2 separate regions of the Homo sapiens genome follow, and region 1 is linked to region 2. The links are chromatin contacts, found by Hi-C or POLR2A ChIA-PET in ENCODE. All regions are on one chromosome and are shown on one strand. The core of a region is the stretch at or near the end of the contact, and the rest is flanking DNA. Distances in the headings are between cores, read along the strand shown. Region 1 overlaps TEX14 (testis expressed 14, intercellular bridge forming factor). Region 2 overlaps TEX14 (testis expressed 14, intercellular bridge forming factor).

Region 1 (6,948 bases), core at 1,298-3,797, 100 kb after region 2:
GTACAAAGTTTATGCTGGATTAAGGGAACACAGCCAAGAAAAAACACCAAGGAAGCCTGTTACTATCACAAACTAAATAGTAGTACAGCTTCTCACTTCCATGGAAATTTAAAGACACAGTTCACAAGAAACAAGCAAGGAGAAGCCAAACACGGCCACAGACAATCACATTGGCTACTTCCCATTTGACAAAGAATAACACAGGGGAAAGTGTGAACACAGTCGCCCACTACCACAAATTATGCAGTTGAGTATCCCACATTTGGGGAAATCACAGGGGCCAGCAAACACAGAATGCAATGAGTGAACCTTGCCCTGGGAAAACCACCTTTGTGGTCAGGGTATCTTCCCTGCCCGGTAAAGTGGAAGGCATGGTTGTTGCCTGACATCTCACCCTCAGATTCAAAACACTCTTCACATAGGGTCACTCTTCTTGCACAAGTTCTAGCCTGCTACTTACAAGATAAAGACTTTTCCAAAGTTTAAGAGCCAGAAATGGCTGGGCACGGTGGCTCACGCCTGTAATCCCAACACTTTGGGAGGCCAAGGCAGGCAGATCACGAGGTCAGGAGTTCAAGACCAGCCTGGCCAACATGGTGAAACCCCATCTCTACTAAAAATACAAAAATTAGCCTGGCATGGTGGCGGGTGCCTGTAAGCCCAGCTATTCGGGAGGCTGAGGCAGGAGAATTGCTTGAACCTGGTAGGCAGAGGTTGCAGTGAGCAGATATGGTGCCACTGCACTCCAGCCTGGGCGACAGAGCGAGACTCCAACTCAAGGGGGAAAAAAAAGGGAAGTTTTTAGATGTGATTGATTTAAGATGAAAAGCTTATCCAGATGGGCCTAATGTAATCACAGGGTCCTTAAGGGAAGGACACTGGAAGACAGTGTGGCGATTCCTCAAGGATCTAGAACTAGAAATACCATTTGATCCAGCAATCCCATTACTGGGTATATACCCAAAGGATTATAAATCATGCTACTATAAAGACACATGCACGTGTATGCTTATTGCAGCACTATTCACAATAGCAAAGACTTGGAACCAACCCAAATGTCCATCAATGATAGAATGGATTAAGAAAACGTGGCACATATACACCACGGAACACTATGCAGCCATAAAAAAGGATGAGTTCATGTCCTTTGTAGGGACATGGATGAAGCTGGAAACCATCATTCTGAGCAAACTTTGCAAGGACAGAAAACCAAACACCGTATGTTCTCACTCATAGGTGGGAATTGAACAATGAGAACACTTGAACACGGGGTGGGGAACATCATACACCAGGGTCTGTCATAGGATGGGGGAAACGGGGAGGGATAGCATTAGGAGACATACCTAATGTAAATGACGAGTTAATGGGTGCAGCAAACCAACATGGCACATGTATACATATGTAACAAACCTGCACGTTGTGCACATGTACCCTAGAACTTAAAGTATAATAATAATAATAATAATAATAATAATAATAATAAAAGAGAAGGACACTGGAGCCAGGCGCCGTGGCTCACACCTGTAATCCCAGCACTTTGGGAGGCCGAGGCAGGTAAATCACCTGAGGTTAGGAGTGCGAGACCAGCCTGGCCAACATGGTGAAACCCCGTCTCTACTAAAAATACAAACATTAGCAAGGCGTGGTGGCGTGTGCCTGTAATCCCAGCTACTCAAGAGGCTGAGGCAGGAGAATCCCTTGAACCCTTGAGGCTGAGGTTGCTGTGAGCTGAGATTGCGCCATTGTACTCCAGCCTGGGCTACAAGAGCGAAACGCCGTCTCCAAGAAAAGAAAAAAAACAGAAGGACTCTGGAGGTCCACAAAAAGATATAAAGACAGAAGAAAAGTCAGAAGATGCTAAATTGTTAGCTTTGAAAAGGAAAGGGCTACAAACAAGGAAAATGTGAAGGTAACACTCCCTTAGAGCCGCCAAAGGTATTCAACTGCGTACTTCTGATTGTAATGGCAAATCACTGTAGTACTCAATGACAACACCAACCACGAGGGGTGTGAGACCAAAAGCGTGTGTGGAGAAAAAAATGACCATTAGAAGGCATCAATCTCTCGCTATTCCAAAACAGGAGGTTACAATATAACACAGGAAAACCTACGAAGCAAAGATACAACGTACGCCTTTTATAAACAAGCCAGATCAGGGGAGAGAACCAACATAGTCCCCACTACCACAAATTATGCAATTAAGTTTCCCACATTTGTAGAAAACCACAGGGGTCAGCACATCCACAATGCAAGAGACAAACCTCACCCTGAAAAATCCACCTTTAATGATCATGTTATTTCCCTTGCCAGTTAAGTATGAGTCCCCAGCGCTGCCTGAGAGTTCACCCTTAGATTCAAACCACTCTAAATATAGGATCATTTTTCTCATGTGCTCTTTAGACCCCCTAATTTCTGGAATAAAGATATTTTCCAAACTACAATAACCCAGCACCTGTATTTTTAATATCTGGCTATTCAAAATCTTAAGAAATATAAGCCTAGGGTGCAAATAGCCAGCAGTCACTGCGCTTATCTACATACTCCACACCCCTTTGGATGATCTCATTCAGTATGTCCTTTCCTAGTATGCTTGGTGACACGACTGAAATAAAACTTAAAAATGCTCTACAGATTAAAAGGTAAATAACGTAAACTAGCTCCTGCCTTTAAGGGTTTGGCACTAATGATGCCACTATGGTGTCTTTTTTCTTTTTTTTTCCCCCCAGAGACAAAGTCTTGCTTTGTTGCCCAGGCTGGGGTACAGTAGTTATCGAACTTCTGGCCTCAGGGGATTTTCCTGTTTCAGTCTTCCCCAGCAGCTGCAAAAACAGGCGCGCACGGCTTTCTTGCGCAGTTAAACAAGCTGCTATACACGTAACCTGAGTAAGTTTGAAAACATGAAATTTGGTAAAATTATTTCTGAAAATCCAGTCTACATATCTGAAAATCCAATCTCTGTATAGGTTACCTACCAGTCCAAAGTGTCATGCTTACATACAAAATGCTGTCTTTCAAACATGCAGCAAATGATCAATCTTACTTGAAAGATCAATTGCACAAACGCTAATTCTAATTTTGAATGAAGCAGGCCGGACGCTGTGACTCCTGCCTGTAATCCCAGCCCTTTGGGAGGCCAATGCGGGCAGATCACTTGAGGTCAGGAATTCGAGACCAGCCTGGCCAACATGGTAAAACCCTATCTCTAATAAAAATACAAAAATCAGCTGGGCATGGTGGCAGGCACCTGTAATCCCAGCTACTCAAGAGGCAGGAGAACCTCTTGAACCTAGGAGATGGAGGTTGCAATGAGCTGAGATCACGCCGCTGCACTCTAGCCTGGGCGACAGAGCAAGACTCTGTCTCAAAAAAACCCCACAAAAACCAAAAAAACAAATTAGAATTGGAGTTTCAGAGTTAACAGTGTTCTTCAATTGTCTTTCCAAGATCACACTAGAACCACCCTAATATCCCACATCTTTTATTTTACAGAAGGACTCTTCTGGTATCTTCTCTTCTGCCAAAATAAATTAGCCAGAGTTTATAACTTTTTTTTCCTTGTCACTGACTTCAAGCTCACGGTTTTCCATCTTTACAAAAGGAAGAAATAATGCTGTTTTAAAAATCTTGGGCCAGGTGCAGTGGCTCACACCTGTAATCCCAGCACTTTGGGAGGCTGAGGTGGGTGGATCACCTGAGGTCAGGAGTTCAAGACCAGCCTGGCCAACATGGCGAAACCCTCTCTACTAAAAATAAATTAGCCGGGCATGCTGGTGGGCACCTGGGTACTCGGGAGGCTGAGACAGGAGAATCGCCTGAACCCAGGCTGCAGTGAGCCGAGACTGTGCCATTGCACTCCAGCCTGAGCAACAAGATCGAAACTCCATCTCTAATGATAAATAAATAAAAATGAAAATAAAAATCTTGCTAAACAAGCAACAACTGAGAACATAGAGGTGTCTTAGATGGGGAGAAAAAGAATATTGGGACAAGGAGGTAGGGGATTCTGTGATGCAACCAGACACTTGTTCTCAAGTCTGATGTTCTGACAGTCTATCAGTTTTATTTTTATATACTTTCCTTTTCAAAGAAGTATTATGTAATATATATATACATACACACATATGTATATGTATGCTCTATAAATTGTCAACATTTTGTTTTGTGAAATAAAACACACTTTGAAATCTGGTTGGAGGGCTGGTCGCAGTGGCTCACACCTGTAATCCCAGTACTGTGGGAGGCCGAGGCAGGTGGATCATTTGAGGCCAGGAGTTCGAGACCAGCCTGGCAAACATGGTGAAACCTTGTCTCTACTAAAAATACAAAAATATCTGGTGGTGTGCATCTGTAATCCCAGCTACCCAGGAGGCTGATGAAGGAGAATCGCTTGAACCTGAAAGGCAGAGGTTGCAGTGAGCTAAGATCATGCCATTGCACTCCAGCCTGGGTGACAGCAGGAAACTCTTGTCTCAAACAAAAAAACAAAAAAAAAGAAAAGAAAAAAGAAATCTGGTGGAACAACTCATGTAAGGGAAAAGGTAATGTATGTGAACTATACTGCCATTACCACCAAACAATTCTTACAACCAAAATGCCAGTTTCAGAAGATTTGTGACTAGCAGTGCCTTCTTCAGGCTAGAGTGCAGTGGCACCATCACAGCTCACTGCAGCCTTGACCCCCAGGGGTCAAGTGAGCCTCCTGAGTAGCTGGGACTACAGGCACACACTACCATGTCTGGCTAACTTTTGTATTTTTTGTAGAGAGGGAGTTTCACCATGTTGCCCAGGCTGGGCTCAAACTCCTGGGCTCAAGCAATTGACCCGTCTCCGCCTCCCAGACAGTTGGGATTAGAGGCATGGAACCACCATGCCCAGGCCACAGAGTCTTTCTTTTTTTTTTTTTGTGACAGAGTCTTACTCTGTCGTCCAGGCTAGAGTGCAGTGGTGCCATCTCAGCTCACTGCCACATCTGCCTCCCAGGTTCAAGCGGTTCTCCTGCCTCAGCCTCCTGAGTAGCTGGAATTACAAGCACATGCCACCATGCCCGGCTAGTTTTTGTATTTTTAGTAGAGATGGGTTTTTGCCATGTTGGCGAGGCTGGTCTCGAACTCCTGACCCCAAATGATCCACCTGCCTCAACCTCCCAAAGTACTGGGATTACAGGTGTGAGCCACCACGACCACTCCTCCAACCAGATTTCAAAGTGTGTTTTATTTCACAAAACAAAATGTTGATAATTTACAGGCCCACCTCAGCTTCCCAAAGTGCTGGGATTATAGGCGTGAGCCACCATGCCCGGCTGCCCAGCCTACAGAGTCTTAAGTGGCTCATGAATCCTCACAAGTCCCAGTTTCAATGTTTCACAAAAATTTCATTGCTATTGGCCTAGTTATCAAAATATCTGTTCAAGGGAGTCAGCCTTAGGCAAAAAGATGTCTGTCCTCCACTGCCTTGTAACTCTAAGCAAGTTAAGAAAAATGTTACTGTTATAATCCTCACAGAGGTCCTGCATACCTTAATATCCTTTGAGAAGAGCCTCATTTCTTTGATTAGAAAAAAATGAGGAGCTGGATGCGGTGGCTAACACCTACAATCCCAGCACTTTGAGAGGCCAAGGTTGCAATGTGTCGAGATCGCGCCATTGCACTCCAGCCTGGGCGACAGTGCGAGAGTCTGTCTCAAAAAAAAAAAAAAAAAAAAAAGACAAAAATGAGGAAAGGCTGAGCACGGTGGCTCACGCCTGTAATCCCAGCAGTTTGGGAGGCTGAGGCGGGTGAATCACTTGAGGTCAAGAGTTCAAGACCAGCCTGGGCAACATAGCAAAACCCCATCTCTACTAAAGATACAAAAATTAGCTGGGCATGGTGGCACGTGTCTGTAATCCCAGCTACTCCGGAGGCTGAGGCAGGAGAATTGCTCGAACCTGGGAGGCGGAGGTTGCAGTGAGCTGAGATCACACCACTGCACTCCAGCCTGAGTGACAAAGCAAGACTCCATCCCCCCCCCCAAAAAAAAAAGGAAATATATGTTTGTTAAATACTAACATAAGTAAACATATAAAATCTTTATAAACTGAATCTAGTAGATTATTTAAAAAGAGACAGAATTGGCCAGGTGCGGTGGTTTACGCCTGTAATCCCAGCACTTTGGGAGGCTGAGGCAGGCGGATAACCTGAGGTCAGGAGTTCAAGACCAGCCTGGTCAACATGGTGAAAACCTGTCTCTACTAAAAATACAAAAATTAGCCAGGCATAGTGGCTCACGCCCGTAATCCCAGCTACTCGGGAGGCTGAGGCAGGAGAATTGCTTGAACCCGGAAGGCGGGGTCTGCAGTGAGCTGAGACTGCGCCACTGCACTCCAGCCTGGGCGACAGAGCAAGACTCCAGCTCAAAAAAAAAAAAAGAGAGACTTGGTCAGGTGGAGTGGTTCCCGCCTGTAATCCCAGCACTTTGGGAGGCTGAGGCGGGCGGATCACAAGGTCAAGATATCAAGACTATCCTGGCCAACATGATGAAACCCCATCTCTACTAAAAATACAAAAATTAGCTGGGCGTGGTGGTGCATCCCTGTCATCCCAGCTACTCGGGAGGCTGAGGCAGAAGAACTGCTTGAACCCGAGAGACGGAGGTTGCAGTGAGCCGAGATGGTGCCACTGCACTCCAGCCTGGCTACAGAGCGATAGGACCTACATATATAAAAGTATACGATAAAGGTAACATTTCATATAGAAGGGGAAGGAACTGATTATTTCAAAGACTGCTCAGAAAATTAGGTCACAACTGGAAAGAAAAAAAAATGCTTCCGCCCGGCATGGTGACTCACGTGAGCCTATAATCCCAGCACTTTGGGAGGCCTTGGCGGGTGGATCACCTGAGGTCAGGAGCATGAGACCAGCCTGACCAATATGATGAAACCCCATCTCTACTAAAAATACAAAAATTAGTGAG
Region 2 (6,514 bases), core at 1,120-3,619:
TGAAATCAGTTAAAGACTCTATACGACTGTGAGCAAATTCATGAGAAAATCAACAGAGCACAGGAACTTTGCTGGGAGGTAAGATATTGGAGCAAAGGGGCACAGCCATGAGGCCTCAGCACCTGTAAGAAGCTTCCTGGCATAGTGTACCAGGAGAGGCCAGAGAGGCTTGTACCAAAAAATGGCCAGAATAGTGAAGACAAACTTGACCTGTTTCTACTTTAACCAATATTTAAGATTCAATGTCAGTACTCACTGAACATTAACTATAAGGCAGATCCCATGCTAAATCCTTCCATGTTTTCACTTTTTTTTTTTTTTTTTTGAGATGGAGTCTCACTCTTGTTGCCCAGGCTGGAGTGCAATGGCGCGATCTCAGCTCACTGCAACCTTCGCCTCCTGGGTTCAAGTGATTCTCCTGCCTCAGCCTCCCAAGTAGCTGGCATTACAGGCATGCGCCACCACGCCCGGCTAATTTTCTGTATTTTTAGTAGAGACGGGGTTTCTCCATGTTGGTCAGGCTGATCTCAAACTCCTGACCTCAGGTGATCTGCCTGCCTCGGCCTCCCAAAGTGCTAAGATTACAGGTGTGAGCCACTGTGCCTGTCCTTCACATTTTTAATCCTTGCAAAAATCCTCTGAGACCAGTGATATAAATGAAAGATCATGGATTTGGGGTTGAGTTGTGACTTTATTAATTCTGTTACCAAAAATGTTTGTTTCTCCTTCTAAATAATACAACAGGACTTTTTGGCCCTCTTGATTTACATAAATGACCACAGAACTTGTTTTAACCAATAAAATATGAGTGAAAGTGATGAGTCACTTCTGGGCAGAAACTTTAACAGCCAGTACACAACTCACCGTGTTCCATTTTTCCTGCCTTAGCAATCAAGGAAGCACAAAAATGGGGCCTCCCTCAGCCTAAGTCTGATAGAAGGCAATATAGCACAGAACATTCCTGGCCAACCCATGAGCCATGGACATGAAGCAGGAGCAAAGAAGAAACTTGTTGTTTTAAACCACTAAAATTTGGGAGTTGTTTACTATATATAGCATAATCTAGTCTATCCTGACTGACTAGCTGAGTGACCTTAGAAAAAAATATTTAAACTCTCTGAACTTTGCTTTCTTTACTGGCAAATGGAGGCAATGGTATGTGCCTCACAGGGTTGTTATGTGGATTAAATCAGACAATGAAACAGAGTGCCTGGCATATGCTAGATATTTAGGAAATACTAGCTACAATAATTATAATTAAGGAAACTGAGGCCCAGAGAGAATAAAATAAATTGAATGTTATTGTGCCAGATACGTTATAACAATTATGAATTTTTTAAACTTTTCTTTTGAGATAATTGTAGATTCACATGCAATTGTAAGAAATACACTTTACTGGCTGAATGCGGTGGCTCACGCCTGTAATCCCAGCACTTTGGGAGGCCGAGGCAGGTGGATCACCTGAGGTCAAGAGTTCGAGATCAACCTGGCCAACATGGTGAAACCCCATCTCTACTAAAAATACAAAATTAGCCAGGTGTGGTGGCACATGCCTATAATTCCGCTACTTGGGAGGCTGGGGCAGGAGAATCACTTGAACCCGGGAGGTGGAGGTTGCAGTGAGCTGAGATCACGCCACTGCAGTGAGCTGAGATCACGCCACTGCAGTGAGCTGAGATCACACAACAAGAGTGAAATTCTATCTCAAGAAAAAGAAAATACACTTTACCCACTTTATCCCAGTGGTAACATCTTGCAAATCTATAGGACAGTATCACAACCAGGATATTGACATTGATACAGTCAAGATACAGAACATTTCTACTACCACAAAGATATTTCTGGTTTACAGCTATGCCTGCTTCCCTCCTTTCCCCACCCCTTCCTTAACCCCTGGCAACCACTCATCTGTTCTTTATTTTTATAATTTTGTCATTTCAAGAATGTTATATTAATGGAATCACACAGTAAATAACTTTTTGGGATTGCTTTTCCTACTCAGCATAATTCTCTGGAAATTTAGCCAAGTTGTTGCATGTATCAATAGTTTATTTCTTTTTACTGCTGAGTAGCAAGCACTCAATGGTATGGATGTACCAAAGTCTGTTTAATCATTTACTTGGTGAAGGACATCCGGGTTTCCAGTTTGGAGGTATTATGGATAAATTTGTTATAAACGTTCCTGTATGTATTTCTGTGTAAATGTAAATTTTCATCTCTCTGGGATAAATGCCCAGGAGTTATATTATTACTTTAAGTTCCTATTGTCAACATTCTCAGTAAGGATTCTTATCCCTGCTTCACAGATGGGAAAATAGAATAGAGGGGTTGAGAACCTTGACAAGGTCACATGAACAGAAAGTCAGAGTCAGATCTAAGTAAAGGTGATGACTCAATCCCTCAAATTCTACTGCACAAGTCCTAACACAGCTAAGCTGCCCAAAGCTAACTTTTATAAGATAGTAGCTAATACATCTGAAGACAAGCAATATATAAACACGGAGCATTATCACCATTTAACATTGCATCTATGAGTTTGAAACTGCATAAGATAATAATAGCCCATACCTTCGTACAGGTTGAAATTGAGACCTGGGCAAAATCTCAGCATTCTTTCCAAGAATTTTTCTCATTTGGAACTTTTCCTCACCTGAAAGAATAAAGTTAAAAATATATATATATATTTTTTTTTACTGAATCTTTGTCAACCCAAATTATTGTCACCATTCCCTAGAATGTCCCTTGGTCTGGTCCAGAATTAGAAATAATCTGGATAAACAAAGTGCTGCCCTAATTGGGTTTGGATTGAGTGCTGTAGAAGAGGTTTTTGCTCTGAAAGTTTATTTTCCTTGCTCAGAGCACAGAACTATATTCTGACACTCAGAATACAATCAAGCTATTTACTGGCCTTTCAGTTATAACCACAGTTATTTCTGAAGACAAATGTTGTTTTGTCTTTTTAAGAAGGCAAACTGACCCGGTTCCTGTCAACAGACGCCAGGGGGCGTTGAAAACAAGAACTGTTTGTTAACTAAACAGCCCCGAACTCTAACTATGCCACTTGGCCATCAAACACTAGGTGTGGGCGTGGGCGTGGGCGTGGGGTCTTGAGTACTGAGGAGCTAATTCAACTGTCTTCTGTTCTTCTTGGCATCAAGTTATCTGAAGTTACTCCTCCCCAGTTCTCAGTAAGATGCTTTGCTCCAGGCAGGCAGGGCCAGTATCCATTTTCCTTCCCACCACTGTACTGTCCTAGTTAATAAAGAAGGGGGCAGATGGAGCATCCAGCCCTGTTTCCAAATGCCTATGACTCCCCCACCCCCATCCCATTCCTTAGGTCCAGGTGGTCTGGTAGACACTAAGAAGGCCCATCAGAACAATGCCACCTTTCACAGCTACCAAGGAGCTCTGAAACCCCACCAGTGGAGAGACATTGGGGGTTCCTCTTCCTCTGACCCTTTTAAAATGATAAATATCCAGAAAGCATAAACTAATTCCTAAGAAGCAACATTTAGAGCTTAGAGACTTTAGAGTCCGACCCTCTCCTTTACTTTATACCAGGGGAAAGTAGGGCCCTGGGGTGAAGTGACTTGCTGAAGGTTATGCAGAAAAAGTCAGTGGCAGAATGGGTCTTGGAACCTAGCATGCTGCATCCTGTACCCCTGTTGTGTCCTCTCATGTGGAAGGGGATATATATCAGAACAGTAGAAGGAAAAGGGGGCAGAGAGGGGCAGAAAGAAGTGAATGGAGTAGAAATCAGAGACTTTTTCACATACTTCATGTGTCTGTATTAAACTAGCTCTGGTTATCTGACCTGTCTGCCCTAAACTTTTCCATCCCACTCAACTCACCTCCACATACAAGTTAAGTGGCCACATACAAGGCAGGTCCAAAAAAGAGGCTCTGCAGGAAGAGGTGGGTGGCCCAAGGCTCTGGAGACTTTTAATACATATTATGCTGAGACTTTAAGTAAAAGTTGATCTAAAAGCTTACAGCTTCTTAAAATGCTCCCAACTCTGGCAGGGGCCTTCACAAGGTTACAGTTGGAAGCTGGAGTATGCAGTGGAAGAAGGGAGTAAGTTCATAACACTACGCTGTTTGGGTTTAGACGGTTGAGACATGACCATGGATAGCTACACAGGTTGGTAGGTGGATAACTCTACTTTTAAAATAGATGAGTACATACCTTAAAAGAACAAGAGTACACAATTTTAAAAATGTAACAAAGCCAACAGTTAACTTATATCTGTCTGGTGCCACATCCCTGGCTACTGATCCAAGGCTACCTTCTCATCTAAAAGAAAGCCCCTGCTAAGTTATATAGAACCCAAGGCCTCCCAAGTGGTAGATGTTAAGTTGAATCTGCATTGTTAACTGTTACTAACTCTTTGCTAAGATGCTAAGCAAGCAAAGGAAAATGCTGGTGACACTGCCTTCTGGGGAGAAGAAATACATGAAAACCTAGTTCTAATTTTGTTATGTTAATAACTAGCTATGTAGCTTGGGCAAATCCCCCAGGTCAGCTTAGCAAAGATAACTGCACTTGCTATGTGGCACACCAAGGAGCCTGAAAGCTTGAGAGACCAAAGGGGGAAAAAGCAGTGACTACAACAACATTTGCTATAAAAATGCAAGGGGAGGTATAAATAATACAACACGTGGATGTCATGAGGTTGGTGAGGAGGAAGGGATTTGTTCTATTGAGGAGAAATCATTGAACCTTGGTTTTCTCAACCATATAATGAAAGGTTTGGACGAGGCTGTCCCTCAGGATCCCCCCAGCTCTAAACATCTGTGATCCAACAGAAGAAATTTAAGGGAAGTGATTCTCAAGGAATCTTCCCTAAGGGCTTATTACCAGAGACTTGAGGTTGGGCAAATGCACCTTGTATTCCTTCAAAGTCCTCTTCTATGGGACTCGAGGTCTAAAAAAGAACAAAAGAAAAGCAAAGAAAGGAGGTTCACTGGAGGCAGACATATTAAAAGGTCAATAATTTCTTGATGTTCTTAAATCTTGAAAATCTTCATAAGATCCCTGCATCTTTATAGAAAAAGCACAAACTTGCTTCCTAGACATTAAGTACTTATTTGTATCATATGTCCTCTCCTCAGTAAGTCCTCCCTCACCTCTCATTGTGAAGAGGAATTATGTGACTCCGCCTCCTTATATCACTATCCCTATTCAACCCAATCTTCCAACAAAGATATTTTGGTTCTTGGGAGCTTTATCAGAAGAGCTAAAGAAGGCTTAAAAGCTGGCCCAGTCTGCAAAACTACTCTACGAGGTAAGAAGTCAGAACAATGGTTCCTTTTGGAAGAGGCAGTGACTGGATGGGATCACAAGGGGTCTTTTGGGGACTAGTAATGTTTCATTTCCTTTTTTTCAAACAAGGTCTTGCTATGTTGCTCAAGCTGTTCTCAAACTCCTGAGCTCAAGCAATCCTCCCGCCTCAGCCTCCTAAAGTGTTGTGATTATAGACATGAGCCACCACACCTAGCTGAAATTATATATATATATTTTTTGAGACGGAGTCTCATTCTGTCGCCCAGGCTGGAGTGCAGTGGCACGATCTCAGCTCACTGCACCCTCTGTCCCCCGGGTTCAAGCAATTCTCCTGCCTCAGCCTCCCGAGTAGCTGGGAATACAGGCACCTGCCACTGCGCCCGGTTAATTTTTGTATTTTTAGTAGAGACGAGGTTTCACCATCTTGGCCAGGCTGGTCTTGAACTTCTGACCTCACGATCCACCCACCTCGGCCTCCCCAAGTGCTGGGATTACAGGCGTGAGCTACCGCGCCTGGCCTGAAATTACATCTTTGATGCATCCTAGAATTCTTATCAGTCAAATACTGTGATTGACACAATCCTCCCTTTCATATAGGTAAAAGATCCCAAAAAGGTGCCAGGTTAGCAGGGAGGTAGGGTGGAAAATAAGTAAATAAGAGAATTCATCAAAATTCATTTTACAAATGAAAATACTCTGTACAGGAGGTTCTTGTAAAAGCTAGGCAGATTCCCAAGAAAACTTGGTATATTGGACAGTCTCATATTTGTTGCTGAACCCTTGCCTCAATCCTGGCTCTCCCATCACTAAAACTTGGCAGGCTGGAGTTAATTAATTCCGTATATCTGCAGAACACCAGTCTTCCTCAGAGAGAGGAATGATAGCCTTGTCCTTTCCCATTAGGAAGTATGAATTAAGTAGCATGAATAAAAACATTTTGAGCCAGGCATGGTGGCTCACGCCTGTAATCCCAGCATTTTGGGAGGCCGAGGCGGGCGGATCACGAGTTCAGGAGTTTGAGACCAGCCCGACCAACATGGTGAAACCCCATCTCTACTAAAAATACAAAAATTAGCTGGGTGTGATGGCACACGCCTGTAATTCCAGCTACTCAGGAGGCTGAGGCAGGAGAATCGCTTGAACCCGGGAGGCAGAGGATGCGGTGAGCCGAGATCACACCACTGCACTCCAGCCTGGGTGACAGAGCGAGACTCTATCTCAAAAATTAAA

The links. A loop is a pair of places that touch in the nucleus more often than their neighbours do. ChIA-PET counts read pairs that join two places held with the same protein, here RNA polymerase II (POLR2A). Pooled maps may share reads with other maps.
Region 1: a loop to region 2 is called in a map of psoas muscle, with 2.1 times the contacts of the local background. The contact joins two enhancer-like sites. A Hi-C loop is called at or near these places in 3 of 168 maps with a recorded cell type or tissue (K562, mammary epithelial cell and psoas muscle) and 4 of 50 pooled maps. POLR2A ChIA-PET finds 5 or more read pairs at or near these places in 11 of 52 experiments (A673, BJ, H1 and 8 more).

Annotation. Positions count from the first base shown.
Region 1 is chr17:58,677,373-58,684,320 of GRCh38, forward strand. The region is part of intron 1 of TEX14 (testis expressed 14, intercellular bridge forming factor); the gene reads right to left. All of the region lies in intron 1 of IGBP1C (IGBP1 family member C), which reads right to left. It also overlaps the pseudogene RNU1-52P and the pseudogene RNVU1-34. Among named protein-coding and RNA genes, the nearest start is that of IGBP1C, 11 kb to the right of the region's middle. Within about 2 kb of position 2,548, at least 2 of the 41 ENCODE cell types and tissues checked have a DNase peak (open chromatin) inside an H3K27ac peak, as active enhancers do.
Region 2 is chr17:58,574,807-58,581,320 of GRCh38, forward strand. It overlaps TEX14 (testis expressed 14, intercellular bridge forming factor), which reads right to left. Exons shown (of 32, transcript NM_031272.5): 20 at 4,859-4,925; 21 at 2,569-2,650. LOC107985048 (a long non-coding RNA gene) reads left to right here. Exons shown (of 3, transcript XR_001752952.2): 2 at 1-78; 3 at 4,024-5,421. Among named protein-coding and RNA genes, the nearest start is that of SEPTIN4, 34 kb to the left of the region's middle. Within about 2 kb of position 2,370, at least 3 of the 41 ENCODE cell types and tissues checked have a DNase peak (open chromatin) inside an H3K27ac peak, as active enhancers do.